Regions from separate parts of the Homo sapiens genome. Here region 1 is linked to region 2. Evidence: chromatin loops called from intact Hi-C (ENCODE). Cell type or tissue: GM12878. All regions are shown on one strand.

Region 1 (4,000 bases), 200 kb before region 2:
TTCATCATTCTGCAAACATCGTACAGTGCACTTACACAAGCCTAGATGGTATAGCCCACTGCACACCCAGGCTATATGGTAAAGCCTATTACTCCTAGGCTACAAACCTGCACCGCATGTGACTGTACTGAGTACTGCAGGCAACTGCAATGCAATGGCAAGTATTTATCTAGACATATGTACACATAGAAAAGGTACAGGAAAAAATACAGTATAAAAGATACAAACGTGGCCGGGCGTGGTGGCTCATGCCTGTAATCCCAGTACTTCGAGAGGCCGAGGCGGGTGGATCATTTGAGGTCAGGAGTTCGAGACCAGCCTGGTCAACATGGTGAAACCCTGTCTCTATTAAAAATACAAAAATTAGCTGGGCGTGGTGGCACACACCTGTAATCCCAGCTACTTCAGAGGCTGAGGCAGGAGAATCACTGAAACCCGGGAGGGGGAGATTGCAGTGAGCCGAGATCGCACCACTGCACCCCAGCCTGGGCAACAGAGCGAGACTCTATCTCAAAAAAACAAAAAAGATACAAACGTACAGCTGCATAAGGCAGCTCCATTATAATCTCATGGGACTTCTGTCATATACGTGGTCCATTGTTGACCAAAATGTTATTATGCGGTACATGTCTGCAATCCAAATTTTTATAATAAAATAGCCCCTTTAGTTTACACCTATCTATAACCTTGGGCAAATTCCTTCAACCTCCACTCACATAGCTGTAATATCAATTCTTTTTTAAAATTCCAAGGCTGGTGTTGATTTTTCTCCTGGTGTGCCTACCTTTTTTACTTACAAATGTCTGTTAAATATTAATTTGCCTAGAGTCTGCACTAACTAGATGTTTGCTCACATGTTCTTTTATTCTTTTGTTGCAGAGTCTGCCCTTTCTCTCCAGCTGTTCATGAGATTTCCATGGGGCTTTATTAAATGTCAGCAATTTCCAAATGCAGTCCTCTGTTCCAGGTTCACCCAAGCACTGCAACTTTTATCCCTCTGACATACTTAGCTTCTCATAAAATTTCATCTGAAATATTCCTCAGCTTTAAAACAAATTTGAAAATCACTGTTTGCAGTAGGAAAATCACTGCTATATGTTCAGCAAGGCCGTTTCATTTTCTTCTTCCTGAAGACATGGGGAGACTGCCTCTTAGCCCCATGTCAAGTCAGGGTGGAGACATGGGGCCTGGTCTACATGCTGACCCCTGGGTCAGTGAAGTAACAAAAAGCCCCCAAGGGACCCTTCAACTCTTTTCTCCTGTGGACGCTACTGGGAAGGCCATCTATTGAGATGACAGAACCACAAGATATTAGCAACCTGGATCCCTGAGTCTCCTCATGGAGCAAAGCTTCCCTAGAGCATCACCCAACCAGCAATAGATTTTGCATGGGCAAGAAACAAATCTTCAAGTGTTAATCCACTGAGATTTTGTCAGTCTTCACTGACAAAAACAGAAACTGGCAGCAGAAGTTGGATGTTAACCAAAATAAAAACTTAAATTGTGTGGTGCTCCCTCAGCCGTTGGGCAGCTAGTACATAGAATACTCTCTGGAGCCAAGTCCCAGAGGCTGAAACTGAGAATACTTAAAATGACCAATGACCAGTTTATATATTTCACAGTTCAATGACAATTTAGATTTTAACAAAATCTGTCAAAACTGAGAGGCGGTGTGAACTATAAGAACTAATCATTCTATTTGTGTCTCATTTTTAGAAGGAGGAAGTGATACTATCAATTGCAACTTTTGTGTAAGTCACTTCGTAGTCTGTTCAGACACCCAAACCATATGTGGGCTTCTGTCAGAGTTGATGAAACACTTTTGTGATACCAGAGAGATATACTAAAATACACCCTATGATTTATCTATTGCATAATCCGTGATGTTGTGGGTAGCAGGACACTGTTGTACCTCCAGGTGAATGGGTTGCTCCTATGCTGTTTCATAACTGGAAGAAGAGAGTGAGGAGAACCACTGCCCATTCCCAACCTCCAGTAAAGCATCAACTCCAGGCACACAAGATCTGGACAGAGGAACACAACATCTTCCATGTGAGGAAATGACAACATAATTTTCATAGAGTACGTTACCTTTTACCTTTCTCACCAGCCCTAACTTATGTAGCTTCCACATACCTTAACTATGTATTCTCTTCTTAGGCTGAGCATATTTGCTTGTTTTTAAATTAAATCCCTAATATAGTTTCCCTTCATCACAATAACTTCCTTTTCATTGTCATTCATTGTTCAATCCAGAGATTGATTTTACAATTTTGTGTCATGCAATTAATTGGATGACAAACCAATATTACCTATATTTCCTCTGTCTCCTTTATAATTTTTAAATCACCCTCCCAACTCTCTTTTACATCTCTCATAGAGTTTAAGTCACCATAAAGACCAAACGTCTGATTTTCAGATGAACTTTCCATTTCTCTTTAGAGTCCTGTTCTCCACAGTTACAAGTGGAACAAAATACTTTTATTTGCTTGTTTTGAATAGCAAGTGTTTTTGACATAGCCTCTATATAATATCTACTTAATTATATCTACTTATGCTCTCTATATTATGTATTATAATATAGATATATATTATACCTACCTATGTAATTCAGGAATGCTGTCTGCTCCACTGTTGATGGTTATTCCATTTACAGATTGCAATCCCCAAAACTATAAACTCAATGGGACCTGACAGACCCAAGAGACATCATTCACTTCACCCAGTTTACTCACAGAGGTTTTTGTTTTGTTTTGTTTGCTCAGAGATTAATCCAAAATATTTTGGATCTTTCCACATTGTTTATATCACAAGGACAACCTATAAACTAAACATAAGCCATTATCTTGCCTCTCTTGATGGCCACATTTGAAAATTAAAGACCAGTGGGGCTGGGTACTGTGGCTCACACCTGTAATCCCAGCACTTTGGGAGGCCGAGGTGGGTGGATCACCTGAGGTCAGGAGTTCAAAATGCAGACTGACCAAGTTTGTGAAACCCTGTCTCTACTAAAAATAGAAAAAAAATTAGCCAGGCATGGTGGCAGGCACCTGTAATCCCAGCTACTCAGAAGGCTAAGGCAGGAGAATCACTTGAACCTGGGAGGTGGAGGTTGCAGTGAGCCAAGATCGCACCACTTGCACTCCAGCCTGGGCGACACAGAGAGATTCCCTCTCAAACAAACAAACAAACAAAAAACCAGTGGGATATCTGACACCTCCTTTGTCATCAGCAGACATTAATTTGCCATGGGCCTTTCCAGCCCAGGATGTGGGGAATGTTGGCAAAGAGACTCTAAGGAGAGCACACTGCATTGCAATACCTTTCTAAGGCCATTAAACATGTGCTATGGCGAGCTCTGGCTGAAGAAATGTGTTAGGCATGGAAGGGAAAATGTGGCTAGCATAATAACCCTACCAGTTCTGGCTGGGCGTGGTGGCTCACGCCTGTAATCCCAGCACTTTGGGAGGCCGAGGCGGGCGGATCACGAGGTCAAGAGATCGAGACCATCCTGGCTAACACGGTGAAACCCCGTCTCTACTAAAAATACAAAAAATTAGCCAGGTGTGGTGGCGGGCGCCTATAGTTCCAGCTACTCAGGAGGCTGAGGCAGGAGAATGGCGTGAACTCGGGAGGCAGAGCTTGCAGTGAGCCGAGATCACGCCACTGCACTCCAGCCTGGGCGACAGAGCAAGACTCTGTCTCAAAAAAACGAACAAACCACAAACAACAACAACAACAAAACCCTGTTGGTTCTTCCACCTCCACGAGAAATAACCCAGAATGTTTTTTAACAGGCAGCATCAGAGGACAAGGCAATACCCACCGCTGTATGAACTGGGCCGCCTCCACCGTTAGCCTCTGGGTGAGATTGTCATAGGACATGGGCTGCTGAATGATCTCGTAGTTCCTCATCATGAAGCAGTTCAGGGGCCGGAAGTAATGAAGGAAGCCCAAGAAAAGGGTCAGGATTAGGGCTGCTAGGAAGAGAAGGCTGAAA
Region 2 (4,000 bases):
GTTTTCCAGGATTGAGAATATGCTCACGCCCCTCTCTATCTAAAGGAAAGGAGAGAGGGATGGACCAGGCCCTGTGTTGCCCTCACAGGTGCCCTGGGCGCCATTTTGTCATGAGTGGTCAGCAGAGCCCATTGCCGAGGGGCCTAGGGAGGGTGCCCTCACAGAGCTGGTCCCTTCAGTTCTGAATTAAGCAGTAGCCTCAATGCCATGTAAGCAACCATTCCTGCAAGAGGATAGGCATTTAAGGTGAAATCTGCCTCATCTGTCGTTATTTACAGGTAAGATTCAGAATAGTTCAAGAAAACAAGGCAAATGAATTGCATTTGCATTGACGTGAGTCATGCCACATTCAGCTACTCTTTGTGAAAACGTCCCCAAAATAGATTCCTCGGAGTGCTGCTTTGCGGGACCTTCATCGATTTGCTCTGAAGATAGGTGTCCATGCCTGAGAGGCCTCAGTGAGGTTTCAACTACACAGTTATCCATGGCAGCACTTCTGGAAACATTTCTGTGCTAATTGTACATGGCAGGTCCCCAGTTCCTCATTTAATGGGAGGAATCTCCTTTTTCTGGAAAATTTCTCTGGACTGCTGTGTCACAGAACATTCTAGAAACCCCTTACCTCATGAACATTCTACTACTAGACAATTTAGAATTGAACGTTAATATGGGCATGGGAGGCCAGTGAAAACAACATAAGCCTCACCTGGTACTGCAACACATCTTTGTTTGGGAAACACTGACTTTGCAACCACAGCTATAAACACCGGCTTTTATTTCAGGAGTCAGCAGTTACTATATTTGCAGGAAGGAGAACTGAGGGCATCCCTGTGAAAACCAGAAAATAAATCCATCCTGAAGGGCATTGGCTTTGTAGGCCTCTCATCCCCTGTTGAGTAGGTTGCTGGGCCATGCACAACGGGTGTCAGTATGGAAAGGACCAAGGAGAGGACCGAAGAGAGGCCTCTGCATTGCCAGCTGCCACGTGCTCACCACACAGACAGCTCATTGGCTCATCCACCAGCTCATTTAATCACGAAGTCTTTTAATCCCCTCCAGGTCCAATGAATTCCTTAGGCTTTTTTCTCTGTGTTTATCAGTTCCCATTATAAATGGCAGCTTCTTCTACATGGCACATTTGGAGATGACATGGAAAAATCACTCACACAGGCCAGCAAAGGCACTCTCTTTATGCTGTGATAATCCTGTTTGGGGAAGCCCCCTCTGTAGCTTCTCTCAAAAGCAGGCAAACATCGCTGTGCTTTTGCTGTCCTGACAATGTGTGGAGTCATATTATACAGCAAGCATACCACAAGCAAGTCACATCTAAGGCACCTAAATGTGGTTTTTCCATAACGAAAGTGCTGTTGAAAATAAACACAACTTGCTGCTCTACAGGTTAGAGCATTTTAATCCCGTACATGGCTAATCTTCCCGAGTCTGTCTGAAGTCATAATGTCCCTCTAAACACACAAAACCGATAGGGGCCTCCCGTCACACTTGCGGATCATGAGTCTCATGCAGAAGGCTACGTAAGATGAATTGATTTCACATGTTTTACTCAGAGGATGTGGAAAAAGAAAATGATTCTAGTGACCATCTAGAAACTTGCGGTTTGTTTTTGACTTTAAGACAGTCAGCACCTTTCAGGGCCTTGCTGGGTTTTCACTGGTTTCTGACAGATTGGTGGACGCGGCATCTGTACCATTAAAAGAGGAAATCAGGAAGGTTTTTTGAGCTGTCTTGAAGTCTTTTGCTCACCACTTAATTTACATACATACACTTTAATATGCATGCTAAGAGTGCCCGTAATGTACTTTTATTGAGTAAAATGACACAGAGAGAATTCGTTAGGAAGCTTTCCTGCCCACCCCCCAACCAAGTCGTTAAATAACTTTTTCAAAGGCTGTTCTCTATAGGAGAAGGAATCAATTTAGGGGTGTAGTTCATTCATTTACCTAGCTTGTAACTCTAAAGGGTTTTGTTATAAACATGTTTATATCAATAATGGTTTTATAGTTTGATTTTCAGAGCACTATCGATTCAGTAAAACAGTAGCTCTGCGGTGCACAAGGGATACTGACCTCCACCTCAGCACTATTACTTAGAGGAATGCAGCACCATATGTAGCTTACTAGTAGGTAGGTGGATGTTTGGATGAAGGAAGGGAGAGCAGGAGGAAGGGAGGGATGGATAGATTGATAAATAGGGATGGATGGACAGATGGATGGATTGATGAATAATATAAACAAAAGTACTAATTAATAACAAAATACACACATACCTCAGCAGTCATTTTGACAGCAGTACTTAAAAGTTTCATGTTTAAACAAACATCTAATAGTGTATATGTATCCAACATGACAACATTGTGGTACTTATTTACAGATCACTGTCTGACAAGGAACATGAAGTCAAACAGAACTTAAACCTTAGATATGAGCACTGCCAATCAAAATTAAAAACAAAGTTTAAGGCCCCCTTGAAGTTTTGATGTCTCACCATGTGAAAATTGAACTTCATATTACAAAATTAATGCATAGGAAAAAACCTCCTATGAAAAAGCCTGGTTTTGGTGATGAGATTCAGATCATACATGGCTTTATAATTGATGAATAGTTGTGAGCAGCTGCTGTACTTTCTGTGCTTCCATGTAATTCCAGGACCGCTTCTGGGAGCCCTGAAAGTACCCTTCAGTGACTTCCTTCCAAATGTTGTATTTCACTAAGCAAAAGGGAAAGCTTTATTCCTTAGAGATGATATAGTAATATTTGGAAAGCTCACTAGTTCCAATGAAGCACATAATTTAAAACAGACACATCATAGTTTAAAAGGTAAAATCGGTTACGAAATGTGATCCCAAGTAGGCACGGGCAGCACTCTGCCTGTGGCCTGGAGGAGGTCCCGGTGTGCAGGATTGGAAAGGGGCTGGCTCCTTCCCTGCTGTGACTGTTCTGTCTGCTTCCCGATGGGACGTGCTGTTGATCCCAGCTGCTGAGAAGAAATGGTGGGCAAGTGCCACGGGGACAGGATTTGCAGCAGGGAGGAGCCAAAGGTGGAAGCATCACCGGGAAGTGAGACCTGGGGAGGAACACGAGAGCATCACAAGCCGCGGGCCCTTCTCCTTCCCTCTTGAAAACCTAACCTAGCTCCTGACACTGCCTCCTACTGTGTTCCCTTCCTGCCCAAACTGTACCTAGAGCTCCATCCATAGACCTCGTCTGCTCACCGCACAGAAATGCCAGGGCTGCCGGGATCCCTTCTCAGCGCTCCTCCTTCTGTGTAATCAACTGCTTCTCTGCTCTGATGACACCTGACCGCACCTCCAGCTCACAGCCACAGTGCATGGAGACCCCGAGCCTTCTACTTGGGTGTCCCACGATGGCCTCAAACCCAACTTGTCACAAAAGCTACCTCTCCTTCCTGCCACCAAAATGGCGGCCCCAAGACCCACCACATCAGAAACATGAGAATCAGCTTCTCCATCAGGCTTAACATCCCAGGTATCATCCAGTTCCCTATTGCTTCTCAGTTTTTCCTCTAATCCCATCCATTTTTATTCATTGCTCTTGTGTTTGGACTGTTTCCCTCCCCCAATTCAGATGCTGAAATCCTCACCCCCAGTGTAATGCGTTAGGGGGAGACCAGGGAGCCAGAGACCACGCTGGCTCCCTGATCTCACACCGCCTGGCCCCAGACCTATGGGAAATCCCTGTCTGGGGTTTAAGCCACCCAGTCTGTGGTATTTTCTTACAGTAACCTGAAGGGACTAAGACACCCTGCTGCTGTCAGACAAAGATACTCTTATGTGCAACTTGCTAGTTATAAAATGGAACTTTTAAGCTATATGATATTTGTCTTTTAAGAAATTAAAGTACAAGGACTTTTTAAGTCCCCTGGACAGAGACCATCCCCAGGTCGCTGCTGCGCTTCAACATCGTTGGAGAAGTCAGTTCATCACCTCCAAGTGATAAGCCGCCAAGGTGCTTCACCTCCCTTG

Evidence for each region. A loop is a pair of places that touch in the nucleus more often than their neighbours do. Peaks named below come from ENCODE experiments on the same cell type or tissue, not always from the same donor. Only the 100,000 strongest peaks of a DNase experiment are listed, where the experiment ranks them.
Region 1: it touches region 2 in a loop (2.4-fold over the local background); 1 of 110 quality-filtered maps calls a loop at or near these places.

Annotation. Positions count from the first base shown.
Region 1 is chrX:7,259,599-7,263,598 of GRCh38, reverse strand. It overlaps STS (steroid sulfatase), which reads right to left. Exons shown (of 11, transcript NM_001320752.2): 6 at 3,827-4,000. Among named protein-coding and RNA genes, the nearest start is that of PUDP, 110 kb to the right of the region's middle. In GM12878, no CTCF peak of the experiment used is centred here; a DNase peak (open chromatin) is centred at 1,668; H3K27ac peaks cover 536 bases.
Region 2 is chrX:7,057,024-7,061,023 of GRCh38, reverse strand. All of the region lies in intron 3 of PUDP (pseudouridine 5'-phosphatase), which reads left to right. Among named protein-coding and RNA genes, the nearest start is that of STS, 89 kb to the left of the region's middle. RefSeq lists enhancers at 1,700-1,849, 2,654-3,154. In GM12878, no CTCF peak of the experiment used is centred here; a DNase peak (open chromatin) is centred at 1,603; H3K4me3 peaks cover 949 bases; H3K27ac peaks cover 1,106 bases.